3 separate regions of the Homo sapiens genome follow, and all the other regions are linked to region 2. A link is an interaction called in ENCODE POLR2A ChIA-PET data of the cell type or tissue named here. Cell type or tissue: OCI-LY7. All regions are shown on one strand. Each heading gives the region's core, and the rest is flanking DNA. Links, peaks and the distances in the headings are about the cores only. Region 1 has its middle 140 kb from the start of ATF7IP. Region 2 overlaps ATF7IP (activating transcription factor 7 interacting protein). Region 3 overlaps WBP11 (WW domain binding protein 11).

What was found. Peaks named below come from ENCODE experiments on the same cell type or tissue, not always from the same donor. Only the 100,000 strongest peaks of a DNase experiment are listed, where the experiment ranks them.
Region 1: POLR2A ChIA-PET joins it to region 2 with 5 read pairs; 3 of 35 experiments call an interaction of 5 or more read pairs at or near these places.
Region 3: POLR2A ChIA-PET joins it to region 2 with 8 read pairs; 2 of 35 experiments call an interaction of 5 or more read pairs at or near these places.

The regions. Positions count from the first base shown.
Region 1 is chr12:14,217,123-14,227,800 of GRCh38, forward strand. No RefSeq gene overlaps it. Among named protein-coding and RNA genes, the nearest start is that of ATF7IP, 140 kb to the right of the region's middle. RefSeq lists enhancers at 2,905-4,104, 3,946-4,245. In OCI-LY7, for the core only: no CTCF peak of the experiment used is centred there; no DNase peak of the experiment used is centred there.
Region 2 is chr12:14,468,608-14,479,285 of GRCh38, forward strand. ATF7IP (activating transcription factor 7 interacting protein) reads left to right here. Exons shown (of 15, transcript NM_018179.5): 11 at 7,283-7,361; 12 at 9,710-9,865. Among named protein-coding and RNA genes, the nearest start is that of PLBD1-AS2, 56 kb to the right of the region's middle. In OCI-LY7, for the core only: no CTCF peak of the experiment used is centred there; a DNase peak (open chromatin) is centred at 5,274.
Region 3 is chr12:14,787,617-14,798,294 of GRCh38, forward strand. WBP11 (WW domain binding protein 11) reads right to left here. Exons shown (of 12, transcript NM_016312.3): 5 at 9,191-9,387; 6 at 7,355-7,488; 7 at 6,921-7,120; 8 at 6,115-6,306; 9 at 3,553-3,654; 10 at 2,840-3,133; 11 at 1,335-1,517. Among named protein-coding and RNA genes, the nearest start is that of WBP11, 11 kb to the right of the region's middle. In OCI-LY7, for the core only: no CTCF peak of the experiment used is centred there; no DNase peak of the experiment used is centred there.

The DNA of each region.
Region 1 (10,678 bases), core at 3,245-8,244, 250 kb before region 2:
ATGCATGAGTTCCCTGCCTTTTCTGACCTATGCCTCCTGGGTCCTAACATCCTCAGAGAAGACTTTCTTGAGGCCCTGTCCTCTAGGATCTTTCCTACCCCTGAGTCTAAGAATCTTTTGGCTAGGAGCCTAAGTCGAGGGGGCTGGCAATCCAAAGACCCTTGCCCATGGTGTCCTCAGGCTTATTCTTATGCAAATGAGTATCAGTATACTTATACAGGACCTGTCCCTCATAACCTGTACCCTAGGCACTATCTGGGACATCAAAAGGCATGTCAGTGGCTGATAGAAGGCCTAGGACATTTTTCCCTTTGTTGCCCTAAACTTTCTCCAGATTGTAGAGGCTACTTTAATTACCACCTTTCCTGTCTGGGATCAGCAATTAGAACTGTAGAACTTCTCCACTCGAAGCAGTCAGATGTATGGGCCAAAAACAATATAATAGACAATAGGTCCCCAATCCAAGTCCAAATGTCAATGAATATTCTTATGAAGGCAAACAGGGGACAGAAAATTCAGGTATGAAAAGCACTGGTCCTCCAATTTGCCACTACCTACCCTAAAACTGTTGTGCTTCAGTGCTATTTTCAAGGAATTTATCTTGCTGGGACAGCTCCAAGCCCAGAAATATGCTAACTGGTGCCTGGTCTCTGAACTCAAAATACACCCTGAACCTAAGACCCACTTGCAGATGCAAAGGCAATTGTGTGCATGCTGGTAAGGAGCCACTAAAATCCAGCAGCCCCAGCCCCATTTTTTGTGGCTAAAAAAGGGTGGGAAACGGTGTGGGCAAAACTGCTACATCAGTAAGTGCAATTAAATCCAATAAGCATGGTTCCATGGGTGACTGTGCACCCTGGAAACCTGGAAAGAAAAGGACACTAGAACCATAGGGGACACACTAGGGCTAGTGCTCACTAGGGGATGACTAGGGGTGCAGGCACTCCTATGTTCTCCTTTCAGATGGAAGACATTCCCTCAAAAGCAAAGCCACCCCTGAGGTGTATTCTGGATAATTAGGACCAATTTGACCCTCAAACACTGAAGAAGAAGCGACTTATATTTTTCTGCAGCACCACCTGGCCACAATATCCTCTTCCCAGAGGAGAGACACGGCCACCCAGGGAAGTATAAACTATAATACCATCCTACAGCTAGATCTCTTTTGTAAATGAGAGGGCAAATGGAGTGAAGTGCCATATGTATAGGTTTTTTTTCTCACTAAGGGATAACCCACAATTATGTAAAAAAAAATGTAATTTACATCCTACTGGGGGTCCTCAAAGCCTACCCCCATACTCAGGTCTCCCCATAGCTCCCCCTCCAACTAGTAAGGACTCTCCTGTGGCCCTTATGGCCCAAAAGGAACCAGACAAAAAGTCAAGGAACCAAAAGGCGCCAATGGCCCTCAATTGTGCCCCCTCCAAGTCGTGGGAGGAGAAGGAGACTTTGGCCCAGTGCAAGTACATGTCCCCTTTTCCCTCTCAGACTTAAAACAGATCAAACTGGACCTAGGAAAATTCTCAGATAATCCTGATTGACGCATAGATATCTTACAGGGATTAGGACAATCTTTTGATTTAGCATGGAGAAATATGTTGTTGTTGTTAGGTCAAGCATTAACTCCCAACAAAGAAGAGGCCACCTTAGCTGCATCCCGGGAGTTTGGGGATCTCTGGTACCTAAGCCAGGTAAATGATAAAATGAGATCAGAAGAAAGGGAACAATTCCCTACAGGCCAACAGGCGGTTCCCAGTGTGGATCCCCACTGGGACCTCAGTTTGGAGCACAGCCATTTACTGACTTGTATACTAGAGGGATTAAGAAAGACCAGAAAAAAGCCAATGAATTACATAATGATGTCAACCACAATGAAGGGAAAGGAAGAAAACCCTACAGCATTTTTAGAGAGACTAAGAGAGGCATTAAGAAAGCATACCTCCTTGTCACCTGACTCTATTGAAGGCCAACTAATTTTAAAGGATAAGTTTATCACTCAGTCAGCTGCAGACATTAGAAAAAACCTTCAAAAGTCTGCCCCAGGCCCCAAGAAAAATTTGGAAACTCTATTGAATTTGGCAACTTCAGTGTTTTATAATAGGGATCAGGAGGAGCAGGCTGAATGAGACAGAGGAGACAAGAAAAAGGCCGCCACCTTACTCATGGCCCCGCCTTAGTTATGGCCCTCAGGCAGACGAACTTCGGTGGCTCTGAAAGAAAGAAGGGCTGGGCAGGCAACCAGCCTAACAGGGCTTGTTATCAGTGCGGCTTACAGGGGCACTTCAAAAAGGACTGCCCAAACAAAAATAAGCCACCCCCTTGTCCATGTCCCTTGTGCCAGGGGGATCACTGGAAGGCACACTACCTCTGAGGGTGAAGGTCCTCTGGGCCAGAGGCCACTAACCTGATGGTCCAACAACAGGACTGAGGGTACCCATGGCAGGCGCCAGCCCGTGCCATCACCCTCACAGAGCCCCAGGTAAGCTTAACCATTAAGGGCCAGGAAACTAACTTCCTCCTGGACACTGGCACAGCCTTCTCAGTTTTAGTCTTCTGTCCCGGACAACTATCCTCCAGGTCTGTCACCATCAAAGGGGTCCTAGGACAGCCAGTCACTAGGTATTTCTCCCACCTTCTAAATTGTGACTGAGGAGCCTTATTTTTCTCACATGCCTTTCTTATCATGCCTGAGAGCTCTACTCCTTTACTAGGGAGGGACATATTAGCTAAAGGAGGGGCCATAATAAACTTGAATATAGAAGAAGAAATACCTGTTTGCTGCCCTCTACTCGTGGAGGGAGTTAATCCTGATGTCTGGGCAGAGGAAGGACAATACAGATGAGCAAAAAATGCTTGTCCAGTTCAAGTTAAATTAAAGGATCCTACCTCCTTTCCTTATCAAAGGCAGTACCCCCTCAGACCAGAAGCCCAACAAGGATTACAAAAGATCGTCAAAGACCTAAAAGCACAGGGATTAGTAAAACCATGCAACAGTCCATGCAACACTCGTATTCTAGGCATACAAAACCCCAACGGACAATGGAGGTTAGTGCAAGACCTCAGAATTATCAATGAGGCAGTTGTTCCTCTGTATCCAGTTGTACCTAATCCTTATACTCTACTCTCCTAGAAACCAGAGGAAGCAGAATGGTTTACAGTCCTAGATCTTAAGGACACTTTCTTCTGCATCCCTCTGCATCCTGACTCTCAATTTTTATTTGCCTTTAAAGATCCGTCAAACCCAGGGTCTCAGCTGACCTGGACTGTCCTACCATTCATTATAGGAGCTGGGATACGAGGAGGACTAGGAACCGGCATTGGAGGCATTACAACCTCCATCCAATTCTATTACAAATTATCACAAGAGTTAAATGATGACATGGCATGAATCGCAGATTCGCTGGTCACCTTACAAAGCCAGCTTAATTCTTTAGCAACAGTAGCCCTTCAAAATCGGACAGCCTTAGATTTATTAACAGCTGAAAGAGGTGGAACCTCTTTTTCTAGAAGAGTGCTGCTATTTCGTTAATCAATCCAGAATTGTCACCAAGAAGGTTAAGGAGTTTTGAGATGGGATACAGTGCTGGGCACAAGAGCTCCAAGACACAGGACCTTGGAATATTGTCAATCAATGGATGCCCTGGCTTCTCCCCTTCTTGGGGCCCTTGGTGGCTATTGTGATGTTGCTTATCTTTGGACCCTGCATTTTTAACCTCCTTGTAAAATTTGCCTCTTCCAGAATAGAATCCATGAAGCTGCAAATGGTTCTACAAATGGAGCCCCAAGTGACCACCACTAGCACCTACTATCAAGCACCCCTAGACCCACCCACCAACCTGTTCTCACACCACGACACCAAAGACTCCCCTCCTGAGGAAACCTCAACTGCAGTGCCCCTTCTACCCCCCAGTTCAGCAGGAAGTAGCTAGAACAATCGTCATCCAACTTCCCAACAGCACTTGGGCTTTCCTGTTGAAAGGGGGGACTGAGGGACTAAGTGGCTAAATTGGCTGGACTTCCTGGGTCAATAGGGACTTCCCTAAAGTGACTTTCCCCTAAGCCAAAATGAGTCATAGCTGCAAGCTAAGAGATTAAAACTTCAACCAATCAAAGGGGATTTTCCCCTAAGCCAAAATTAGTCATAGCTGCAAGCTAAAGGGATTGAAACTTCAACCAATCAAAGGGGACTTTCCCCTAAGCCAAAATGAGTCACAGCTACAAACTAAGGGATTGAAACTTCAACCAATCATATAGGGAGTTCAAGCTCTAGCTGCAGCCTGATGTTTTTAACCAATCAGGTCTGCCAACCCACAAGTGGATAGAAAATTAGCCAATCCTATAGGACAGAAAAAGAAAAGGGGAGGAGTCATAAGGGGATATAAGCATAAGACACCCAAGCCAAAAAACACAATCCTTCTGGGTCCCCTTCCACCACATGGAAGCTTTACTTTTGCGTTCCCTTTACTTTCCCTTTCGCTTTACTAAATCTTGCTGCCATAAAAAAAAAAAAAGAATCCCAGCCTGGTACAGTGACTCACACCAAGGAAGGCAGATCGATTGAGACAAGGAGTTCAAGACCAGTGTGGGCAACATGGCAAAACCCCATCTCTACAAAAAATACAAAAAAAAAAAAAATAGCTGGGAGTGGTGGTAGGTGCCTGTAGTCCTAGCTACTCAGGAGGCTGAGGTGGGAGGATCACTTGAGCCCAGGAGGTTGCAGTGAGCCGGGTTCATTCCACTGCATTCCAGCCTGGGCAACACAGCCATATCTTGGCTCAAAAAAAAAAAAAAAAAAAAAAACAAAAAAAAACAGAAGGCTATAATCTCAAGCACTTTGGGAGGCCAAGGCAGGCAATCACAAGGTCAGGAGATCAAGACCATCCTGGCTAACATGGTGAAACCCCGTCTCTGCTAAAAATACAAAAAGTTAGCTGGGCGTGGTGGCGGGCGTCTGTAGTCCCAGCTACTCGGAAGGCTGAGGCAGGAGAATGGCATGAACCCGGGAGGCGGAGCTTTCAGCCAGCCGAGATTGCACTACTGCACTCCTGCCTGGGTGACAGAGCAAGACTCCGTCAAAAAAAATAAAAGAAAAGAAAAAAGAAAAAAGGGCAGGGCGTGGTGGTTCACGCCTGTAATCCCAGCACTTTGGAAGGCCGAGGTGGGCAGATCACTTGAGGTCAGGAGTTCAAGACCAGCCTGGCCAACATGGTGAAACCCCATCTCTACTAAAAATACAAAAAAATTAGCTGGGCACAGTGGCAGGCCCCTGTAATCCCAGCTACTCAGGAGGCTGAGGCAGCAGAATCGCTTGAACCCAGGAGGCCAAGGTTGAAGTGAGCCAAGATTGCGCCGCTGCACTTCAGCCTGGGCAACAGAGCGAGACTCTGTCTCAAGAAAGAAAAGAAAAAAAAATCCCAGATGAATTTTCTTTTTTTTTTTTTTTTTTTTTGAGACAGTATCCCTGCCTCCCAGGCTGGAGTGCAGTGGCGCAATCTCAGCTCACTGCAAGCTCCGCCTTCCAGGTTCATGCCATTCTCCTGCCTCAGCCTCCCGAGTAGCTGGGATTACAGGTGCCCGCCACCATGTCCAGCTAATTTTTTGTATTTTTAGTAGAGATGGGGTTTAAACGTGTTAGCTAGTGTGGTCTCGATCTCCTGACCTCGTGATCCACTCGCCTTGGCCTCCCAAAGTGCTGGGATTACAGGCGTGAGCCACCACGCCTGACCCTAGCTTAATTTTCTTAAAAGGAAGCTGAATTGGCAGAGTTGTCCCACAGTGGACTAAAACAGCCAGGCCTTTATACCTCCACCTTGATCACTGGATGTAGGCTGTCCTGGTAAGGGTGCCCCACCTTAGTCACACAGGAAGCTGATGCAGTCCCTGAAGACACTGCTAGCTGAAGGCTTTCCCCTCGTAGCACTCCCAGTAGTTGGGAAAACAATTCCTTCACTGAAGTAGGGTCTGGACACCATACTTGGTATGTCTTCACAAAATATTTTTGTTTTTTTGTTTTTTTGAGACAGAGTCGCTCTGTCGCCCAAGCTGGAGTGCAGTGGCGTGATCTCGGCTCACTGCAAGCTCCGCCTCCCAGGTTCACGCCATTCTCCTGCCTCAGCCTCCCTACTAGCTGGGACTATAGGTGCCCGCCACCACGTCTGGCTAATTTTTTTTTATTTTTAGTAGAGACGGGGTTTCACCGTGTTAGCCAGGATAGTCTCAATCTCCTGACCTCATGATACACTCGCCTCGGCCTCCCAAAGTGCTGGGATTACAGGCGTGAGCCACCACGCCCAGCCCTTCCTCTATCTTAATAACACAGTGGTTAAACGCAACAGTACTGAATTGTCTAGTTAGTTTAATGTTATGTATTTCATACACTATTAACACTAGTATGGGAAGCATTTATAAAAATCATGTACCATTAATTAATTTTCTTTCACTTAAAAGTTAAAGCTTTGAGGATTCTGTTTGAAAATATATGTAAAATGATAAAGACCAAATGTGTGTTAATTCAAATATTTAATTAAAGAATAAAATAAGAATAATGAGCTATTTGAAATTGTTGTGAAATTGGTGTAGTGACTTTTGATTCAAACATTTAAATCTGCTGAGGTTAGTTTTGGTACAACTATTCTCAGGATTACATTTATAGACCCTCATCTAGTTAAATTTAGTTTTCTGACTTTAACAGTGATTCAGGCCAGAGACAGTGGCTCACTTCTATAATCCCAGCACTTTGGGAGGCTGAGGCAGGAGAATCACTTGAGACCAGGAGTTTGAGACAAGTCTGGGCAACATAGACCTCATATCTACAAAAAGTTGGGTTTTGTTTTGTTTTTTGAGACAGGGTTTCCACTCTGCCTGCCCAGGCTGGAGTGCAGTGGTACAGTCTCAACTCACTGCAACCTCCGCCTCCTGGGCTCAAGCAATCCTGCCGCCTCAGCCCCCCAAGTAGCTGGGATTACAGGCACGAGCCACCATTTCTGGCTAATTTTTGGATTTTTTGTAGAGATGGGGTTTCACCATGTTGCCCAGGATGATCTCAAACTCCTGAGATCAAGCGACCCACCGACCTCGGCCTCCCAAAGTGCTGGGATTACAGGCTTGAGCCACCACAGCTGGCTTCTACAAAAAGTTTAAAAATAAAAGTGATTCACATAAAAAACAAACTAGATTTTTTTTTTTTTTGAGGCGAAGTTTTGCTCTTGTTGCCCAGGCAGGAGTGCAATGGCGTGATCTCGGCTCACCGTAACCTCTGCCTCCCAGGTTCAAGTGATTCTCCTGCCTCAGCCTCCTGAGTAGCTAGGATTACAGGCATGCACCACCACACCCAGCTAATTTTGTATTTTTAGCAGAGTCGAGGTTTCTCCATGTTGGTCAGGCTGGTCTCGAACTCCCGACCTCAGGTGATCCACCCGCCTCCCAAAGTGCTGGGATTACAGGCGTGAGCCATGGCGCCCCGCCCAAACTAGATTTTTTTTATGACTGTAAAGGAATATATGTTCATTGCAAGAAATGAAATATTTAAAAGTACAAAAGTAAAAAATATTAAACATAATTCCATGACCAAATAAAAACTTTTTTTTTTTTTAGAACAGGATCTCACTATATTGCCCAGGCAGGTCTCGAACTCTTGAGCTCAAGCTATCCTCCTGCCTCTGCCTCCCTAAGAGCTGGGATTACAAGTGTGAGCCACCACTCCTGGCCAATAAAAACCATTTTAATAGTGTAATATATACGTTAGTTATATATATATGCATAAAAACATATATATGTAAATCACCATTATACTCTACATAATTATTTCTAACTAATTGTATTTTATTATACTTTAAAATTCTTTGGAGGAATAGCAGAGATTAGTGTTACTATCAAAAACTTGAGATTCTAAGGTAGTGATTCCTATTACATTACCATTTAACTTGCTTATATGACATGTCAGAAGGCAGAGGTATCATGGAGACTGACTATAGATTATCATAAAATAAATTAGGTGGTGAGTTCAGTTGCAGCTACTGTTTCAGATATGGTTTCTTTAGTGGAGTGAATCAATACAGCCTGTGGCGTCTATTCTGCAGTGTTATATGTTTATTTCTGTAATAACAATGTGTAAGGATCACAGGAACAGTTTGCCTTCACCTGGTAGAGTCAGCAGTATACTTTCATGGTCTTTCCTTAGGTGTCAATGTCAATTTTCTTGTTTTCTGCCATAATCTAACCCAAGTATAAGAAAATTGCAACCCACAGACCAAATTCATCCTGATACATTTTTGTATAGTCCGTAAGCTAAGAATCGTCTTCATATTTTTAAACGGTTGACAAAAATTAAATGATGAATTTATCTAAAGATAAATAAGAATTAAATGAAATTCTAATTTCTCTGACTAGTGTAATAAAAGATATTTAAAAATAAATAAATAATAAAATAATAAATGAAGTGTTGGTAGAACACAGCCATACTCATTTGCTCACATATTATTTATCTATGGCTGTTTTCACACTACAGGGTTGAATAGTTGTAACACAGGCTACACAGCTCACAAGCCTAAAATATTCAGCACATGGTCCTTTACAGAAAATATCAACCTCTGATCGAATTCACAGAGACGCTGATTGTCTTGAAATGCCACAGAACATCATGCCAACCCACCTCACAGATCACAACATGCTGAGTAGAACTGATGAGCAGAAAATAGCAAGTATCCGATTTGTCAAAGTGATACGCATATGTGATCCAGGATGGCAGATAATACTCTGTTACCTCAGTGACATCTCTAGGCGCTCAGTAGTCTGGGTCATGTCGAGATAGCTCCTCTAAAATAAAGGAGAAGTTGCTGAACACTGCACTTCGTGAGAAGAAAACAGAGACACACATGATTTGGATCTCTCTTGATCTGATAGCCAACAAATAGATATTTGAGCATACTGCCAGTGTGAATCCACAAGTAAAAGAAAGCTCTACAGCAGGTCCTGGATGAAATTTAAAAGCTGTTCTGCCACCTGGACCTTATGACCTAGCAGATTCAATAAGAGTCAGCTTTTGCAACAGAAAGAATGCTATTCAGAACCACTAGAACGTGGCAATAGAAGAATCACAATGTCTCCACTTAAAGTTTTGAAGTAAGGCTTGCTTTCTTCTGCAGATAACATGTCTTCTTTGGAGAAACATGTCTTGGAGTTCTACTGAGCTCTGGCAAAGATTAAATGCCTGATCATCATAACTCAAATGATCATGAGAACTGAGCTACCCGTCACAAATTGTGTGTTAGACAGACACAGCAGCTAGTTCATCACAAAGTGGAAATAATGTATATTATATCAGTCTCAAAAGGTACTGAGGGCACAAGCTGGTTGCTTAAACAGGGACCGCAGATTTCCAGAACATCTATTCCTGCTTCGTTACCTCCCCTCAATATACATGCATGGCCTCATGGAAAATTCCTTACAGCCACTTAACTAAGAGTGGGTTTATAGATGGTTTTACACTAAATGCTTACATTTAGTGTAAAATGTAGTTTCATTGCTGTAGTACTATAGTATAATACAATGTCCCTCAAAACAATAGCTAAGGGAAATTCTGCTAGTGGGAAAAACTTCAAGCAGTACAACCAGTCATATATCTTGTTTGTAAAGAGAGATGACTACTACCGTGTATATGTATATGTATATGTATATGCATATGTATATATATATGCATATGTATATATACACACACACAAACATTCATGTCATCTGCAAACAGACAATTTGATCTCCTCCTTTCCAACTTGGATGTTCTTTATTTCTTTCTCTTGCCTAATTGTTCTGGCTAGAACTTCCAATACTATGCCGCAGAAGAGTGATGAGAGTGGGCATCCTTGTCTTGCTCCAGTTCTAAGAGGAAATGCTTTCAACTTTTACCTGTTCAATATGATGTTAACTGCGGGTTTGTCATACATGGAGTTTATTGTCTTGAGGTATATTCCTTATATACCTAATTTGTTGAGTTTTTTTTATCTTGAAGGGATGTTAAATTTTCTCAAAAACGGAAAGATATTGAGATGCAGAATGATATTGAGATTATATTGTTTTTGTCCTTCATTCTGTTGATATGATATATCACATTTATTGATTTATGTATGTTGCCCCATCCTTGAATCCCAGAGATAAACCTCACTTGATCATGGGGTATAATCTGTTCGATGTACTGTTGAATTTGGTTTGCTAGTATTTTGTTGAGGATTTTTGTAGCTATGTTCATCAGGGATATTGGCCTACAGTTTTTTGCTGTTGTTGTTGTGTCCTTGTCGGGTTTTGGTATTAGGGCAATGCCAGCCTCATGAGTTAGGAAGAATTTCCACCCCATCAATTTTTTTGAGTAATTTGAGAGAAATTGGTGTTAGTTCTTTAAAAATTTTGTAGGATTCAGTAGTAAAGCCATCTGGTCATGGGCTTTTCTTTGTTGGAAGACTTTATTACTGATTCAATTTTTTGCTCATCGTTGGTTTATTCAGGTTTTCTATTTCTTTACGGTTCAACCTTGGTAGGTTGTATGTGTCCAGGAATTTATTCACTTCCTCTAGGTTTTCCAATTTGTTGATGTATAGTTGTTCACAATAGTCTCTAATGATCCTTTGTATTTCTGTGATATCAGTCGTAATGTCTCCTTTTTTATTTGTGATTTTATTTATTAGGGTCT
Region 2 (10,678 bases), core at 2,853-7,852:
AATTTAATATCTGAGTATAAAAAATGCGTACAAGCAGTTTGAGCAGCTAGCCTGCTGAAGCAATGCCTTATCAAAAATAACAAAGTTTCAGTTTTGAATCAGTGTCAATTATGTATATGAATAATAAATATAATTACAGGAGTTTTATTGTGTAATAAGAAACCATAATGGAAGTATATATGTGCTTTCAGTTATGAAGTTATGCTTGTCAGCCAGAATTTTTTGAAACAAATATCATTTTTGTTATTGTGATGAATACCTTTATTAATGTTACACTATTGACTAAGAAGTTGTTATCTTTTTACCCTAATGTGCACCTTGCTAGCAGATAGAAACTAGTGTGAAACAGGTAGCCTGTGATTCTTTGAATTGTCACATTTTAAGTACAATTGGCTAACTTCATTTTTCTGTCCCAAGCCTACTTAGTTGTACTTGTTAACACTTTAAGGTTATTTAGATCAGAAGAAATCTGGATGTCTCAGGCCAGGTGCAGTGGCTTACACCTATAATCCCAGCACTTTGGGAGGCCAAGACGGGCAGATCACTTGAGGTCAGGAGTTCGAGACCAGGCTGGCCAACATGTCTCTACTAAAAATACAAAAATTAGCTGGTCGTGGTGGTGCACGCTTGTAATCCCAGCTACTTGGGAGGCTGAGGCAGGAGGATCACTTGAACCTGGGAAGAGGAGGTTGCAGGTTGCCAAGCCAAGATAATGCCACTGCATTCCAGCCTGGGTGACAGAATGAGACTGTCTCAAAAAAAAAAAAAAAAAAAAACTTGGACATCTAGTGTGGAAATGCTTGTGAGCTGTAGTTAATTAGCAAATGATGAAATATGTAAAATACTCTTTCTGTAGTTGTTAAATGAAGATTTATCTGATATCCCCAAATAAGTATTTATTAACATATTGCATATAATTTATTATTGTATATTTTATTACTATATATCATTTTATATAATGAATTGTTTTATATAGTGAAAAACAAATTTATTCAAATTATCAACATAAGCTATAAAATAGTGTTGCTATCTGTAATTGTTGTTTTGAAGGACTCAAGATTCACCTTTAAGTTTGCTGATTTGCTAGAAGGATTTCATAAGACCCAGTAGTAGGTTATACTCACCATTATGATTTGTCACAGCAAAAGGTATAGAGCAAGAGCAACAGGGAAAAAAATTTGCAGAGTTGAAGTTCAGAGAGATCAGGCAAAGACTTCCAAGTCGTCTGTCTGGGATCGCACAGAATTTGTTTTTTCTCTGGCTTATTAACCTTAGAGACATGTGCCAAGAGTCTTCCCAGAGAAGCCTGACTGAGTCTCAGGGTCTGAGGTTTTTTGGAGGTCTGGTCACATAGTGACATTTTTCTATATAAGTGGCCATGGCATTGGAAACTCAGGATCCCAACAATGAAACCCAAGTGTACATCATCAATCTTCATTCACTGTTCAGAGTGTATATAAGAGAATTAATTGTTAACATGACTTCCAAGGGCAACGTTCTTGATAACTAACCAAGTCTCAATTATGGGTCCAAGTTCCCTTGGAGAGATGTGCAAGGAATGAACAACCAGCTCTTCTGCGTGAACTCTTTCTTCACATTTGCTGAAGTGTGCCTTTCAAGTATATTCTTGTTTCATTACAAAAAAGCTACAAAGCCAATATGTTTGCTCTCTTGAAATTTTCTTAGTGTTTGCTTATTGAGACTGGTCGTTTTGGAAAACGACACATGATTAGCTAAGTTTTTAATAAAATTTCTACTGTTAAAAACTATTTGATATAATTTTTTAATGATTTCAAACTGAAGGTTTCAGTTTGTAAAAACATAAACGTGTTTCTGATTAGATTTCTCAGACAATGTTTTGTCAGGAAAAGATGTAAAGATACATGTATATGTATACATGTCTCTGTTTGTTCATTTCCACCTGGTGGCATAGAAATAATAAGGTCTACAGTCAGACAGCCTGGAGCCTGTCACTTAATAGTGGGTGCTTTGGCAAGTTATTGAACACCTTAGATTTTTCACTTATAAAGTAGAGCTAGAGCTAGTACTTACCACATAGAAATATTGGGAAGAGTAAATGTGTTAATGCATGTAAAGCATTTAGCACAGAGTCTAATTGGAGTAGTGCTAGCTATCATGACTATCTTATAAATGTAGTTAATAATTATGGAAATAATTACCAATTTTATTTGTCAAAAAAGAAAGTCTATTCAGGAAACTACTTGTAGTATATGATAATAAATTGTATCTGTCAGTTTATGATCAATAAAAATCATAATTTATCATTAGGTCATTGCTTGTAGATCTTCTTGATCTATATAAGCATTTAATGATACACATATTCCTCTGAGCACTGCTTTGCCTGCATTCCATAAATTTTCATGTGTTGCATTTTTATTTCATGTAGTTCCTTGTCATTTCCTTTTGGGTCCTGGGTTGTTTAGTTAGTAATTTGTTTAATTTCGTAATATTTGGGGATTTTGCAAATTTTTTATTATTGATTTTTCATTTAATGCTATTGGATTTAGAAAATATCCTCTGTATGACTTTGTTACTTTTACACAAATTAAATATGTGTTATAAAGCCCCATCTATGGTATATATCTTAGTGAATGTACCATTACACTTGAAAAGATTATGCTGCTATTGGGTGTAATGTTTTATAAATGTCAATATAGCATGGTTAGTAGTGTAATTTGGATTATTTGTATGTTTACTGATTATTGCCTTTTGCTGTAGTGGTTTTATCTATTACTAAGAGTGGTATGATTGTGAATCGATTTCTTCCTTTAATTTTGTCAGTTTTGCTTCATAGGTTTTGACACTGTATTACATGGTGTTTTTTATGTATAATTTGTAATCTTGCCATACTTTTATCATTATAAAGTTTCCCTCTTTGTCTCTCTGACATTAACATAGTTACAGCAGCATTTTTTTTTAACTCTTAAAGAAAAAAGTTTAATTGAGTCACAGTTCCACAGGGCTTGGGAGGCCTCAGGAAACTTATAGTCATGGCACAAGGGGAAGCAAACATGTCCTTCTTCACATAAGGGCAGGGAGGAAAGAATGAGAGCAGAGCAAAGCGGGAAGCCCCTTACAAAACCATCAGATCTTGTGAGAACTTACTATGAGAATAGCATGGGGGAAACTGCCCCCATGATTCAGTTACCTCCCACCCAGTCCCTCCCACCACACATGGAAATTATCAGAACTACAATTCAAGATGACATTTGGGTGGAGACATAGCCAAACCATATAAGGAGGTAGGACCCTGTATTCATTATCTTGCTACTTTTCTAAGTTACCTGTGTGTATAGAGTTTAAGAAATGATCATTGGAAAAAGGCAATGATGCTCTTGGAGGAATGCAGATCTAACAATTGAATGTTTAAAACCAATATTCCATGTATATTGTATTAAAAGCCTTTAGAATAAAAGTATCTATCCATATTTATTTTTTAAAGCCAAAGTGTATATTAGTGCCACATATATCGTATAGCCTTATAGTGTAGTATTTTAAGGACATCTTAACTGCCCTCTAATGCCTTGAAATCTGGCTACATATCTGACTTATTACCCTGCCCCTAATTAGTAGTGTTTTATGCTAAGTAAGCATCCTTATCTATTGAATAAATGCTAATAGTAAATGATGAGACAAAAGTTGCCATCAAGTTGCGTTTTTATGAAAAAAATGTGGTTATGAAAAGCATGAAAAAGCATGATTTTCATTTATAAATTAGTCACACATTTCTTTGTTATTTAGAAAATAAAAATTATACTAATTAGCAATCATTTATCAGCACCAAGTGAATATTCTGTCAACTGTTTGACCTTGTAGTTGCTATTGCCCAGCTTGAATGTGTGTAGGGATGTAGGTATATACGCATACCTATTTTCCCACCTGCACCCCACCAGTAACTTTTGTTGCCCTTTCTTTCCTGAAACCACCCTGGTCCAGATCTTTCCCATTTTTCTTCACCTTGACTTCTTAATAACATTCAGCACCACTCAGTCTCCTTCCTTTTTGAAACATTAGTTTCTCTTGGTTTCCATGCCATTCACATGCTTTTGATTTTCCTCTACATCTCTTCTTGGGAGATCTCATTCACTCCTGGGATTCAGTTACTGCATATATTCTTATGTCTGGCATATTTAAACCTCTAGTTCAAATCTCTGTTCATCTTCAGTCATCCATATATGTATATGAATGTATGCACACACACACACTATATTAATCTCTTCTCACATTGCTAAAATGAAATACCTGAGACTCAGTGATTTACAAAGACGAGGTTTAATTGGCTCATGGTTCTACAGCAGCATTTTTATGTTTACTGTTTGCATGTTACTTTTTTCAGCTTTTTACTTTCAATCTGTGTCTTTATATTTAAAGTGAATCCGCAAGAGAAAAAAAATCATATTTCTTGATTTGTTGCTGTGTTATCCCATCTGATAATCTCTACATTTTGGTCGGAGTTTTTAGACCATTTATAGTTAATATAAGTATTGATAGGATTGTGTTTAGGTCTGCTATTTTGCTATTTGTTTTCTATTCATTTCATCTGTTTTCTTTTTTTGTTGGTTTCTGTGTACCTTCTTTCCTGCTTTATTTTGTATCAGTTTTTTTTAAAGCATTCTGTCTTAATTCCTCTGTTAGCTTTTTAGCGCGCTCTCTCTCTCTCTCTGTGTGTGTGTGTGTGTGTGTGTGTGTGTGTGTGTGTGTTTTAGGGGTTGTTCTAGAGTTTACAGTATGTATCTAATCTTAATTATAGGAACCTTGCAATTTTATGTGTACATTTACCTCCTTAATGAAGTTGCTTTCCTTAAATATGACGTTCATGTTTTCACATATATTGTGGTCTTGTTTGCACATATATTACATTGTTTTTAATCTTCATGTTGTAGATCTCTAAATATATTGTTTTTAATTTTTGCCTTATAGAATTTTAAAGAAATTAAGAACAGAAAATAGATATAGTCTTTAATATTTATCCTTATGTTTACCTTTTCTGGTCCTCTTCTTCCTATGATCCAAGTTGGTATTTCCTTTCAAACTGAAGAATGTCCTTAAGCTCATCTTTACAGTGTAGATCTGCTAGTGATACATTCTCTTGGTTTTTTAGTATCTAAAAAATGTACTTTTGTATCTTTTGTCTCCTTTTTTCAAGGAGAGCATCATTGGATATAGAATTCTTAAAGGTTTTTTTTTTTTTAAATTATCGGCACTTTGAATATGTTGTTCCAGTGTCTTCTTGCTTCCATAGTTTCTGACCAATAGTCAGCAGTTACTCTTTGCTCCTGTATAACGTATAATTTGTTCTGTTTATTTTCAAAATTTTTCATTATTGGTTTTCAGTATTTGAACTATGATGTGTATAGTTATGATTTCTTAGTGTTTCTTCTGCTTGAGGTTCGTTGAACCTCTTGGATTTGTAAACTAATGTTTTCCACCAAATTTGGGAAGTTTTTGGTTATTATTCAATTTTTTCTTTAGATCTTTGTTTCTTCTCATTTAGGGTTTTGCTGAACTGTTTCTTATTGCACAAGTTTCAGGCGTTTTTCATATTTTCTTCTGTTTTTCTTTGTGTCCTATGGACTAGAAAATTTCTATTGATCTAGCATCAATTTCATTTGAGTTTTTCCTGCCCCCTCCAATCTGCTTTTATGCCTACATTAAGCTAATTTTTATTTTAGTAATTATTTTTTCAGCTTTATTATTTCTTTTTTTTTCAGTTTCTTTTTCTCTTTTGAAATTTCCTGTTTGTGCATTCGTTATTATTATATTTAATTCTTTGAATTTTTTTTTTTTTTTGAGATGGAGTCTTGCTCTGCCACCTAGGCTGGAGTGCAGTCGCGCAATCTCAGCTCACTGCAACGTCCGCCTCCCAGGTTCAAGCGATTCTCCTGCCTCAGCCTCCCGAGTAGCTGGGACTATAGACACCCACCACCATGCCTGGCTAATTTTTGTATTTTTAGTAGAGATGGGGTTTCACTATATTGGCCAGGCTGGTCTCAAACTCCTGACCTTGTGATTTGCCTGCCTCAGCCAACCAAAGTACTGGGATTACAGGCGCGAGCCACTGCTCCTGGCTTTAAACATATTTTTAATAGCTACTTTCGAGTCTTTATCTGCTGGATGTAATATCTGGCTCTGCTTAGAGTCAGTTTGTATTGACTTATTTTTTCGTCCTAAGTTAGTTCCACTTTTCAAAGCTGGACCTTAATGATAATATGTTGTAGTGAAAGATTATTTTACATTTGTTGATGATTTTTGGGATCTTTTAGTTTGGGATTTTATAGATTTTTGGTGTTTGTAAATAACCCATTTTCTGTGAAATCATTATTGTAGAAAGATTTATAAGAATGAGAATTGCATTATTGTCTTGGGATTGGGCCTGGATATTATAAAGTCAAGGCATTATTTTCTTTAATTTCTCAACTTGAGTATCGCAGATGAAAACCTTTATCATTTGGAATTGATCTCAGTATAATATATCAAAGTAAATTGTGATTATCAGTTATTAAGCAATTGCCATGTATCATATATGGTGTTAAGCACCTTATATACACATTTGGATTAATCCTCACAATAGCCTCAATATTCAAATATTGGAAATTGAGATAATTACCCATCTGAATCAGGTAGCTAATAAGTTAGAACTGTAAGACACACTGACTTCAGAGTCCTGGCTCTTTAGGTTTATGTCGTCTTACCTTCCTTTTTGGTTGCTGTCATGTGGTTTTAAAGGTTTTTCTTATAATCCTAATATTTCTCATGATTTTGGATGATGGGTTACTGGTCAGCTTGGATGTGCAGTTAATAGCATAGCATACCATATGATTTCATAGTATACCATACCATTTTTTTAGGGCAAAAATTTAGATTATTTTCTATAACCCAATTCTAGCTTTAATGATTGCCTTTGGTGTTGTGGTAGATTAATATTGATAATTTAGAGTAGTATTGATCAACATTTTAAATGTCACAAAATGAATAGTGTTTCTGTTTAATCTTATTTGCTCTATGCAACAGATAGCTTAGTTTTTTTAAGAAAACGTCTTGAATTTCTTTTGAAAATTATATTTCATATAGTAGATGTTTAACACATGAGTATCCTGGGACATTTGTCTGACAAACTCTCTTTATTCAGGTACAGCCATTTAAGGGTCCAGATTGAACCAGGTTACTCATTAGTCTCATTTTACCTCACTTATCATCTCATTTTTTAACACGTATATCTGCCAGAGTTTTCTTTGTAAAATGTAGAAGTTTTGTTTTTCAGTGTGGAAAAGCCACTGGCAGTGATTCAAGTGGTGTCATTGATCTCACAATGGATGATGAAGAGAGTGGAGCTTCACAAGGTACTTCAATAGTAATTGTACTAAGCAACGTTTTGATACCATTTTTTTTGTCTTAATACGGTACAGTATTCTACAAAGACAGATGTTTATGGCATTATGCTTGGTTTATTTGTGTTCTTTTTGGAATGGAAGTTTTTTAGATTAGAATTTTAAAATTTGGCCAGGTGCAGTGTCTCACACCTGTAATCCCAGTGCTTTGGGAGGCCAAGGCAGGAGGATCGAGGCAAGAGGTCAGGAGTTTGAGACCAGCCCGGGCAATGCGGTGAAACCCCGTCTCTATAAAAAATTTAAAAATTAGCTGGGTGTGATGGCATGTGTCTGTGGTCCCAGCTGCATGGGAGGCTGAGGCAGGAGGATAGCTTGAGCCTGGGAGGTTGAGGCTGCCGTGAGCTGTGTTTATGCCACTGCATTCCATCCTGGGTGACAGAATGAGGCCCTGTCTCAAAAAAAAAAAAAAAAAAAAAAAAGGATAGAATCAAATCTTAAATGAGTATGAACAATGTGTAGAGGAAAACAGCAATTAAGAGAATATTGTAATTTTTGGAGTACCTCTGTTTTTGTATCTGTTATTTCACTTGATCCTTGCAAAAAAATCCTGTAATACTCATTTTAGACTTGAGGAAACTTGTTAGCCTTAGAGAAAACAATTCAGACTCAGTAAGGGTCTTGGGAGTAAAATCCAGCTCTTCTGTCTCTACATTAAATGTTCTTTTTCTCTCTCTGTTTATGTTTCAGTGCAGATACTGTATATATATGTATTCATTTAATTTTGGTCATTTGAATTAATTTCTTTTATCTAGCATTATATAAATAAAAATAGAAGTAATTTCTAAAAACGTTCACATCCAAAATAATAATGTTCTGAGTTATAATATTTAGAAACTGTAAACCATATTCCTAGTTATTCTGCAGTGTTAATAGGTGTTTCATGAATATAAAGTTCCATGGTTAAGTATGTTTGGAAAATGCTGAGTTTAAAGTTAAATTGATTTTTTTCTTAATGCAGACTTCTCTGAGCCTTTACTATGCTAATTTATAATGTAAATCTCCAAGAATGATTTAAGATATAAAGTATTTCTCAAACTTACTTGGCTGTGCAAAATAACGTTCAGCTACATATCTATAAAACTGGTGATTATTGCACATGGAAAATATAATATCATGTGCTGAGTTACTTCTTATTATCTTAAAGACATTACTTTTTTCTAAAACACCCAAATATTTTAAAAATAATATTTTGGGGAATCAGTCTAGTTGAGCTTTGGAAAACAAAAGTTAAATAGCTGTACAACTGATTATATGACAGTAAAGTCGGTTTTGTTATTTAAAACTGAATTGAGAAATGTATGCCATCCTTCATCCGGGTTGAACTCAAGCCAGTATGATTATTCTTTAAAAGTTTCAAATTATCTCTATTGCTTTCACTTATCTCTATTGCTTTCACTAATTTTTAATAGACAGCCATGACTATTATAATGGATCCCTAAAGAAAAAAATAAATACAGGTTTTTGAGAGGACACAGGTAGGCTTAATTCTGGATTAAAAAGTAAAGTCCTAAAAGTTTGTTTTCAGTGCTCTCACCATTTCCCTAGCATCCATGCCTCATGGGGTCTTTTTGTTGCCCCACCTTTGGGTCTGTCTCAAATTCTCACATTCCTAAAGCACACTGTTTTCCAATGGCATTAAAGTATCCATTGTTAAAGCCTTGGGTTTTATTTACATTTAGTGTGGAATTCTATAGGACAGAAATTGATGGGGATTATTTTGGATAGAAGGACTTTTGGGTCACAATCTTCATAGTGGTTTCCTGTTTTTAAGAGTTTTTTCTGAGATGCAAATATTTATTTCATAGGCTATTGAAGACCTTTTTTGAGATTAGTCATTCTTTGACTATTTTAAAGACTATATAGTGATGATAAGCAACTATCTGTTATCAAAGAACCTAAATAATTGTAGTAATTGAAATTCAAGATCACAGTGAAAACTCATCAGTTTATAGATATTTGTCTAGAAGAGTGTTCTTCCTATAGGTAGGTAGATTATATATTTATGCAAGTAATGAGTTATTCTAGTTGACATATTGTACTGATTTACAAGTAAGATTATTTCTGAATTTCTGTAAACGTGAATTTGAATCTGTGATAGAACCACCAGCAAATTACATATGCTCTTAACTCAGTTTTCAAATCAGCAAAAATACACGTAAGTAAAATGGAAATAAATTATTCTCTTAGAGGTAAATGTGACACACAAGTGGCAAGCAAAAGTAAAATTTGTCCATAGAGGAAAGACTTGTATTTCCTGATTTTTTTCTTGTCAGTCATAATATTTCACTTTTAACTAACAGACCCCAAAAAACTAAATCACACTCCTGTATCAACCATGAGTTCTTCTCAGCCTGTGTCACGACCATTGCAACCCATACAACCAGCACCGCCTCTTCAACCATCTGGGGTGCCAACAAGTGGACCATCTCAGACCACCATACACTTACTACCTACAGGTAAATTTGTTGAATCATTGAGTAGAAGCTTTGGTTTTGCCTGTAGAGAACTATGACTATGGAGTTAAGTGGAAAGATAAGACAGAAAATTAATATTCATCTTGTTAATTTGAGGACTACAGTGCATGTCCTTTTGAAGGCAGTATAACTTAGTTTTTCTGACTGTCTTAAGCAGCGGCACTGGTAAAGAATGATTTTAAAGAAAAGTATATATTTATTTACTTAACATTATATAAATAAAAGTGGAGGTAATTTTAAAAAGCATTCACATCCAAAATAATAATATTCTGAGTTATAATATTTAGAAACTGTAAACCATATTCCTAGTTATTCTGCAGTGTTAACAGGTGTTTCATGAATACAAAGTTCCATGGTTAAATATGCTTGGGAAATGCTGAGTTTAAAGCTAAATTGATTTTTTTCTTGATGCAGACTTCTCTGAGCCTTTACTATGCTAATTTATAATGTAAATCTCCAAGAATGATTTAAGATATAAAGTGTTTCTCAAAGTTACTTGGCTGCGCAAAATAATGTTCACCTAATATCTATAAAACTCTGGTGATTACTAATGCATGTGGAAAATAATACTATTCTGAGTTATATTCTTGAGACCAGCCTGGGCAACACAGTGAAACCCCGTCTCTACAAAAAATTTAAAAATTAGCAGATTTGTCATCTGCCACAGCAAATGTTCTGTAAATGGCAGAAATGACTGTAGTTTCTCTGGAAGGGATGGATATGACTTATTCTGAGTGTAACCAAGAAGTTATAACTGACTGATCAAACAACAATTTTTAAATGTGTCTTATCTTG
Region 3 (10,678 bases), core at 1,452-6,451, 320 kb after region 2:
ATAAGCTGAATTCATATTGGTTGCTATTTGAAACTCAGGAATATTTTATTATAAAACAGTATTTACCTTCAGCCTATATTCCTGTACTTACAGTATTATGTTCTCTTCTTCTCTAAATAACATCCTACTTTAAAATATAAAGGGACATCAACTGGTTTCAAATTACTATCTCAAATCTCACATCCCAAGGTTCTATTCCAGCTGCATAGTGCAGGTATTAGTAAGGACAAGGTCAGGAGACTGATCCCCATGCATTATATTCCATACCATTTCCCCTGCACAAAAAGGTCAATGGGCAGGAAATAAAATTTTAACCCTGGTCATCAAATGCATACGGAGGCCGAGCATGGTGGCTCACACTTGTAATCCCAGCACTTTGGGAGGCTGAGGCGGGTGGATCATTTGAGGTCAGGAGCTCGAGACCAGCCTGATGACCAACATGATGAAACCCTGTCTCTACTAAAAATACAAAATTAGCTGGGCGTGGTGGTGCACGCCTGTAATCCCAGCTACTTGGGAGGCTGAGGCAGGAGAATTGCTTGAACCCAGGAGGCGGAGGTTGCAGTGAGCTCAGATCGCGCCATTGCACTCCAGCCTGGGCAAGAAGAATGAAACTCCGTCTCAAAGAAAAAAACAATGCACATGGAGTAAGAGAATGCAACTAATCACAATCTGTCATCATTACTGGAAAAGAACTCATGTCCTATGGACAGTTCAGACATACACAATATTCATATACCAAGAACTGCAGATTTCAGTTCTTCAAATACCACTTTTAAATGAAATATTAAGTACATTTTATCAAATCTAAGATCCTATTGATTACAAACTCATAATTATTCTGTGTACCACTGAGAGAGAGAGAGGAAAAAAAGCCCCAGCTGGGGCACTGAAAAGCAGATATTCACATGAAACTGGGACATTTCAGTGTTGTAAACTAGAAATATACCTACCACATAAAACAAGCCCACAAGAAAATCTGCATGTCTAACCTTGACATTAGGTAGAGGTAAGGGAAAAAAACACTCTAATTTTAAACTTTAAGTTGGTACTCATGCAGATGCATGAAACGGCTTCGTAACTACAACTAAAACCAAAAAATTATCAAATAGAGAATTTAATCCCATGTTCTCTGGCTACAAGTTCCTCAAGTGAACCAAGTGCAAATACCCACTGGAAGAACTGTACTTCAAGCCAGGTCAACGGCAACTTAAAAACCACCACTGACTGTAAGATGACCTCAGATTTCAGAATACTGAAATGTGACCATATGTCTTAGAGCAAATTAAATAAACAGCAGGCTAAGTTTTTATTATAGAAATTGAAAGCATCACCTGGAGGTGCAGGGGGAGGTAGCCTTGGTGGGGGTCCACGAGGAGGGGGACCAGGAGGCAGACCTGGAGGTGGACCTGGGGGAGGGCCAGGGGGTCGGCCTGGTGGTGGTCCTGGAGGTAAAAGTCGGGGTAAGGGCCCTCGGAGTCCTGGCATTCCAGGTGGTCTCAGGAATGGAGGAGCTCCTGAAAAGAGAAAAATGATAAATTAATGTCACACAAATGTACACTAAGTAATAATTATGGCTTAAAAGTAACTCAAATATGGTTTGACTTTAACCTGAAATCAGATTAACTTCAAGAAGTTAATGAAACATACATGGAAACAGAATTCATTCAATAAATATCTGAGTACAGCCGGGCATGGTGGCTCATGCCTGTAATCCCAGCACTTTGGGAGGCTGAAGTGGGTGGATCACAAGGTCAGGAGTTCAAGACCATCCTGGCCAAGATGGTGAAACCCCATCTCTACTAAAAATACATAAAAATTAGCCGGGCATGGTGGCAGACACCTGTAATCCCCGCTACTTGGGAGGCTGAGGCAGGAGAATGGTGTGAACCCGGGAGGCGGAGCTTGTAGTGAGCTGAGATTGCGCCATTGCACTCCAGCCTGGGTGACAGAACAAGACTCCGTCTTAAAAAAAAAAATATATCTGAGCACCAGAAAAATGGTACTGGATTTGTTGTGGATCTTTTCACTTTATTTCCCAACACTGACAAAAAGCATATTCAATCACAGCTCCGCAATGTTGGAAATATACAAAGGTGATAAGAATTCTTAAATGGTTCCAGTATAAGCTGAAAATGGAATATAAAACACAATGCTTTAAGGACCCCTTGAAACTCATGAATATATAGACAAAGACCACTAAGAATGACATAAAATAGGTAACTTTGCTTTGCACCAATCGGAAAATGATTAGCTCAACTGAAGAAAACTTAGTAGGCTGACAATAGGATGAAGGACTAAAATCACAAATAGCTGAAAAGTTCTCTGTTGCTTCATTTCATAAATAATCTTTTTATACTTTCAAACTGAACACTTAATAAACAGACTAATCACCTTTGCCTCTAAAAAAGAACTACAACTAAAAAACTATGGAGATTACACTGACATTCAACATTCCTAACCTAAGAACACAAGACATTATTAACTGTGTCTTACTCCCACCTGCTGCCAATTTAGAGCTAGGTCAACCTATCATACTAAAAAGCAATACTAAAGAAAACCTCCATTACATGTTCAAGTTTCTGTCTGCTGTAATAAGAAAAACTGTGAAAACAAGAGTGCTCTGGAGAAAAACAGGTGGCTGTCAGTAGAACTATGAGTTGCAAACAATGGTTTGGGAATGAACAACCTTTACTTGTCCTTTGAGAATCCTTCACATCTTAAGAGAATCCAATTAGGAGGAAACAAGAAAACATGAACACTAACAACACATAGTATTTTTTGGAATGACTTCATTCTAACCTCATTTAAACTTTATTCACATTATGTAAGTGTTTACCTGGAGGTGGACCAGGAGGAAGGCCTGTAGGTGGCCCAGGAGGCCGTAATGGTGGAGCAGGTGGTGGTCCAAGAGGTGGTGGTCCTGGCATGGGAGGTGCTTGTATCTGAGAAGGAGGAACAGACTGCGGCGGAGCCTGCTGCTGTGAAGAAGCAGTGGATGTGCCATCAGAATGGGATTCCTCTTTATGCTGCTTTTGTGATTGCTTTTCTGCTTCAGAGTCATCAGAATCATCTTCATCATCGTCCTCTGAAAATTCCTCTACTTCCCGTCCCTCCTCAGGGATTTCTTGACCTGAAAGAAATTTTAAACCCAGTAAATGGAGTTGATTCATTTTCTTACAGTTTGGAGAACAGCAATGACTGAATACACATGGTTAATAAATGTGTTCTCAAAATTAAAAACCAAATAGTCTTCTTCAATAAAATACTTAGATGTGAAAGAAATAACATTCTACTTATCTATGTTAATGCAGCATAGTGGAATGAACTCAGGCTTTAAAACCAGACAGACCAATATTTAAATGCCAGCCCCACCATTTACTTGCTGTGTAACTTTAGGCAGCCTATATAATGGTTCCAAACCTTATTTTTGTAAAACAAGGACTTATTACTTACTTGAAGGTTGCTGAGATACTAAATGGAAAAACGTATGTAAAGTAATTAGCGTGAGGATACACCAAAAGGTGATTCACTATTTTTTCCCTGCCTCACCTGCCATACGAAGCATCATGGCTTGAAGAGGAGTCAGTTCCTTCATGTTCTTCTTTTTCTTCCTTGATTTTCCAGGCATATCTGCAAACCGTACACTCAGACCTAAGGGGACAAAGGAGGGAGTGGAGTAGATTGGCATCAACAAAATTCAGTAAATGTTTACTACGTAGCACTATAAAGTACTAGATATGATTGCTACCCACTACTTGGCAGAGGTGCAGGATGAGATAGCTATACTAATGATACGAACACCCAGATAAAAACAATTTTCAAGAAAAGATAAATTACTAAAGTTGGCCAAAGAAGTGATAAGCCCAGAATATACAAAACTTAAATGGTAGTTGAAGATCTACTCCTTAAAGGCTACAAATAATATTAGGAGGAAATTCAGCCAAACATTAAGTTACAGAAATCTGATAAAGAGCATAGGAAAAGATGAAATGTTACCCAACTCATGAAACTAGCCTAACCATGATACCAAAATTCATCTACTGGCCAACATAAAATATAAGCAAGTTACACATGTTTATAGCAGCACAATTTGCTATTGCAAAAATATGAAACTAATTTAAATGTCATCAACCAACCAGTGGTTAAAGAAAATGTGGTATATATCCACCATGGAATACTACTCAGCCATAAAATGGAACAAAATAATGGCCTTTACAGCAACTTGGATGAAGTTGGAGGCAATTAAGTGAAGTAATTCAGGAATGAAAAATCAAATATTGTATGCTCTCACTTATAAGTGGGAGCTAAGATATGAGGATGCAAAAGCCTAAGAATGATACAATGGACTTTGGGGACTCAGTGGGGAAGGGTGGGAGGGGAGTGAAGGAAAGGAGACTACAAACTGGGTACAGTATATACACTACTTGGGTGAGGGATGCATCAAAATCTCAGAAATCACCATTAAAGAACTCATCCATGTAACCAAACACAACCTGTTCTCCAAAAACTATCAAAATTAAAATTTACAAAAAGGAAAAAAAATACAAGCAAGTTGAATCCAAGTGTTCTAAAAGCCAGCAATCTAATTCACTAAAGAACTTAAAAAAAACAAAAAAAGTTACATCCCAACAGATACCTAAAAAATATTTATGATTAAAAAAAACCTATTAGCAAGCTAAGAATAAAAAGAACTTAACTGACAAAGGCTATCCATTAGACACTGGATAGGAGTATTTTTAGTTGGTAAACATTTTAGGAGAATAGTTCCATGTGAACAGAACTTTAGTTTTGTTTACCCTGTATCCTTAGTGCCTAGAAAAAATGCCGTATATAGTAAAAACTCAATAAATATTAGCTGAGTGAGTATCAACTCAGAGTTGGGACGGCCATTTTCAGAACATGTGTGTTGATGAGAATATATAAGAAAAATCTGGCTGGGTTGGTGGCTCATGCCTGTATTCCCAGCACTTTGGGAGGCCGAGGGGGGCAGATCACCTGTGGTCAGGAGTTCGAAACCAGCCTGGCCAACACGGTGAAACCCTGTCTCTACTAAAAATACAAAAATTAGCTGGGTGTGGTGGCGGGTGCCTGTAATCCCAGCTACTTGGGAGACTGAGGCAGGAGAATCGCTTGAACCTAGGAGATGGAGGTTGCAGTGAGCTGAGATTGTGCCATTGCACTCCAACCTGGGCGACAAGAGTGAGATTGTCTCAAAAAAAAAAAAAGGAAAAAAAGAAAAAAAATCTGTAGGCAGAATAAAAGGAAAAGAAGGCAAGAGACCACACAGACCCAGAAAAAAATGGAGCTGCCATGGCTCTAATGGCTTTCTACTTTCCAGTCCTAGTTCCTACCTAATAGTCCTCTATAATTATCTTTCATTACCAGCTCTATCATTTTTAACCAGCTTTTTTGTTCTTGCAACCATGATTCTTAAGACACAGCAGGAGAAAAATTTGTCATTATCAATATTAATATTACATAGTATTATATATTCTGTTGTAGGCCACATAAACAATCCCAAAAGAAGCTCCAAAATTGCTGAGGTTTGACAGAATTGGTGTGCATTTTCCACTGTCAGTACCCATTATGATGCTTAAAATTTTCTTGACAAATGTCCTATTTGAATTTTTTAATAATCAAACACACACATTATAGATATAATATGTTTCATGATTCCACTCATGAGTGTACCTGGGTTATAATTATGATCCTGGTTCATGTAAGATACCATAAAAGGGCTTCAAAGGTAGATATTTAAACAGATTTATAAAATACAACATCAATGTTTTTCTTAATATGGCTACTCTCCTTTCTTTCCTGTAACATACCCATAATACGTTTATGCTGTTGAATAGTTATACCTTTTACCCCAAAGTGAACTTTATTACATAGACATTTTTATTACATACAGTTTAATGCTTTTCCTCATAAACATCCACTGAGTACTTACTGTGTCAAAAACTTTCAAAATTTTAATATATAAGATGAACACAGCTATGATCCCGACTTCCAAAGATTTCAGAGTACTCTCACAGATTCATTAATAAATTAGGACCTTCAGCTTGTTTTCTCTTTATTGATCAATACCATGAATCCTTCATCTGCACATACCTGACTTCTTTTCTTCATTGTTGTCTCTCTCACCATTATCACGGTGCACAAATTCATCCCCGTCACTTTCTCCATCTGATTTGTCGGTGTCACTGTCATCAGTACTGTCATCATGCTTATCTTGATCCATGTCCTCAGGATAGCCATCATCTTCACTGGTGCTAGAAACATCATCATCATGACCTCGCTGGGCTGAAAAGTGGGAAGGGAACATGGAGAAGTAGTATGATTGGACCCTCCACTACATGGTACCCAGAAATACAGAAAATTATGCTATTCAACTCAGACTGTAACAACTTAATTCTTACCAAAAAAAAAAAAAAAAAATTCTTGTATATATAGCTACTCATACAGTCTAACAAAATTTTCCTCTGCCAATAATTTTAAACACTTCTTTTTGGTAATTTAAGATTTTTTTAAAAAGAGTTCTAATTTGAAAACCCATTTCCTCCTTTAGCAACAATCATGTTTGTATACACATACACAGTCAGTGAATGTATACAATGACGCTCTAGTCTGATGACAATAAAGCTAAAAGGGAACCAGATATACAAGTCTTAAAGGATTAGCAGCAAGAGTGACATCTCCAGGAAAAGCCTAATTTAAAACACGATAAACATTTCTATACTTATGTATGATGCTTTTACTTGAGAAGATCCTATGATTTATCCAACTGTATGTATATTAGTTATGTACATGATACCCTCTCATTTACTTTCTAAGTTCTGAGGGTGGTGAACAATATGTTAAACAGGGCCAACATAAAAAATGATAGTTATAAAAGCAAAAGAACAGTCACTTCTCACCAAGTTCAGGACTATATAACATGTCTTCATCTCGCCTACGAGGGGGAAGATCTAGGGCAAAACCCACTTTACGGCCATACATCTGCACGACTTGAGGAGGAGGTGGACCAGGGGGAGGGCCAGGAGGTTTTCTGCCAGGGGGCAAACGTGGAACACCATGTCCAAGAAGAGGAAGGATAGAAACTGCCCGAGTTGGAGGTCTGTTAAAAAAAAAAACAAAAACAAAAAAACCCCCACAGTAATCACTTAACAGTAATGAGATATTTATTTTCTCTTCTAAACAATTTTCAAGGGATTTCTTATTTTACATTTAATCAAATGTCACACTGTTTACATCCATATTGTCTTTTATTTCCCTCTGCATTAATTTTGGCACTGGACAGTCAACTTGTGCCTTTACTAAATGCTCTCTGATTGTGACACTGCTTCCTTACCCATAGGCTGAGGTTTTCTTTAGGATAGAGGGTGGCTGGGCACCAGGAAGTGGAATGTCCTGGATCAAAATGTTGGAAGGAGCATGTGGCATATCTGGCAAAGGAATACTCTCCACTTCCACATGCTGAGCATTCTGAAACAGAGAACCATTCAGTAGTATGATAAAAAAGTCATCTACTAACTAAACACTAAAAATGACAAGTCAGCTGTTTCGTAACTTGGACATGCTTTCCAACTAACATAAATATCACCAAAAACCCCCAGAAAAATAACCTTACGTCAATACTTCCACATTGTCAAAGAACTGAAAGAAATCTTTACTTCTAAAAACGTCAGAACCCAGCTGTTTTTTTTCTCCTCTTATCAGGTAATTCTTTTTGGATGATTCGAAACAGCTGTTGTCTAGAGAAAGCCAACTGTTACAAGTATCTAGCACCAGAACTACCCTATTTAACATGTGATAGAAAAATACATGTCAGGCTGGGCGTGGTAGCTCACACCTGTAATCCGAGCATTTTGGGAGGCTGACGCAGGTCGATCACAAGCTCAGGAGTTTGAGACCAGCCTGGCCAATATGGTGAAACTCCATCTCTAATAAAACTACAAAAATTAGCCAGTTGTGGTGGCGTGTGCCTGTAGTCCCAGCTACTCAGGAGGCTGAGGGAGGAGAATTGCTTGAACCTGGGAGGCAGAGGTTGCAGTGAGCCAAGATGGTGCCACTGCACTCCAGCTTGGGCAACAGAGTGAGACTCGGTCTCAAAAACAAAAAATAAACAAAAAAAAGAAAAATAATATATGTCAACTAACAAATAGTATATATCCAGTGGTGGAGGTTGGGCTCATTAGCTTGCCTATGTTGAATTTCTGTTGTGTATTAGCTTAGTTTGACTAAGCAAGGTAACCTGTGCCTTCATCTGTAAAATGGGAGACATATTACCTCCTTTACAGAAATTATAGCATTTGATTTTTTCCCATCTTTATTTTGAGGTAAAATTTACGAAATTTACAAATTCAGTAAGTTTTGACAAATGCATATACCTCATACTCCTTCCCAATCCATCTCTAATATCATCCCCCAAGGCAACCACGGCTACATTTTTTTTTCCTGCACAGATTATCTGTGACTATTCTAGAATTTCATAAAAATGAAATCATAACAATGAGATAAACTTAGCATGTTTTTGAGATTTACTCACAATTTTTCTTTTTTTATTCCATGCTGTTTTGAGTATTAGATTATTCCTTTTATTGCTGAATAGTATTCTATTGTATAAATATGCTACAGTTTAATTATCCATTATCCTATTAGTGAACACTTAGGCTGATCCAAGTTTTTGAATTAATTTCTTCTGTTTAAATAAAGAGGATTAGATTTGCAGGTTCACACAGTAGGTATATGTTTAGTTTTAGAAGAAACTGCTATAAGGAAGAGGTTCAACATGACATTCTCCCATTAACTTTTTAAATCTAAGTATAGGCTGAGCATCCCTAATCTGAATATCTAAAATGCTCCAAAATCCTAAACTTTTTGACTCCCATATGATGCCATGGTGGAAAAATCCACACCTGACCTAATGTGATGGGTCGTAGTTTTGTTTCATGCACAAAATTTATAAAATTATCTTCAGGCTATGTGTATATGAAACATAAATTTCATGCTTAGACTAGGGTTCCATCCCCAAAATATATGCAAATATACACAAAAACAAAACAAAATATAAAAAAAACCCAACAACCCTAAATCCAAAACACTTCTGGTCCCAAGCACTTTGCATAAGGGATACTCAATCTGTATAATATTTTAGTTTATCTCTCAAAAAAAAAACCTTGATTACCTTGACAGCATCAAAATATTGGCTAAGTTGAGCCCTCTTCTGTTCATATTCTACTTCTAGCTTTCTCAATTCTTTGTAAATATCTGGATTCTCTTTTTCATAGAGTCGTAGAATACGTTCAAAGGTTTCACGCAGCTTTTTACGCTTGTCTTTCAGTACTTTCTCATTTAATTGTGGCTGTTGCACTGGGTTAAACTCTAAGAGAAAAAGTAGATTATGGAATTAAATATAAGAGGCCACTTCAATTAGGTATCAATAGGTTACATGATAAAAACCTCCATATATGCTAAAAAATTTTTAAGAGATCTAGACACCAGACATACTCTTTTCAATTTTATTCGAAGAACTACAATATTTATTAAAATCCCCACCCTTTTTAGATGGCCACTAATTTTACCTTTCTCAGAAATGCCACCTAATTGACTTTCATCTTCATTGTAATAAAAATCAATTTTCACTGCTCTGTGCTGAAAACCTCGTGAAGATTCTGTCAGATTTGTGTTTACCTACTACGTTAGTCCTGTCAAATTTTGAGATCTTAAGCATTTTACTTGAATTCTCTGATTTTTTGCTTCCTCATCTAAAAAATGGAGACGTTAATCACTTTGTAATAAAGCTATGATGATACAATGGGATTACAAATAAAATATCCAGTGGTGTTTGACTCACCACTTAACTATAATCTTTATAACAGATCCGTATTCCTGGCCTAGCTACTATACAATCCTTTCTCTCCCTAACTAATCATGTGTCAATATGGGGCTTAACTGCAGGTCCTCTATCCCAAGAATAAGACCTCCAGGCCTGCCTGGTCAATCATATCCCCCCATCTTCCTTTTCAGTGAATGACTCAGAGATCAATTAGCACATGATCCAAACTGGGACCAGAACATTCCCTGAGATTTTAAATGTAGATGTGAGAGAGATAAGCTCTCAGATTTTCTTTCTGAATGTGTTATGTAGAGAGAAAACAAACCTAGAGCTGCCTGTGGCCTTGTCTCTCAATCATCACTAATTACACACATATATTCCACCTTCTATCCCAAGGAGTTCATTAGTAGTAAGCTGAATGAGGCTAACAGACATCAGACTAGACAGATGGACAGTACTGATGATGAGACTGGATTTTGAGGCTAGTTTCTCTCAGGGATTTCTCATCTTTTTTTTATGTTAAGACTTCTTAATTAAGACAGCCAATGCATGCTTTTTTCTGCCTTAACTAGTCTGTATTGAGTTTTATAAATTGTAACTAGACCCCTGATGAATAGTATTCTCTTCACCCCTTTCCTTTTTCTTAAAAGAATAACAAATTTATCTTCTTCCTTAAATCCTATTAACTATTATTAATCTTGGCAATTTATTCAAATCCAGAGGGCGTATTCTTACACCATACTAATCCTAGTGTGATTAGTAAAAGCGCTGAATGCCTGAGTTTTAATCTCAGCTTTGCCACTACATAGCAGTGTGACCTTGAGGAAAGCTATGTAA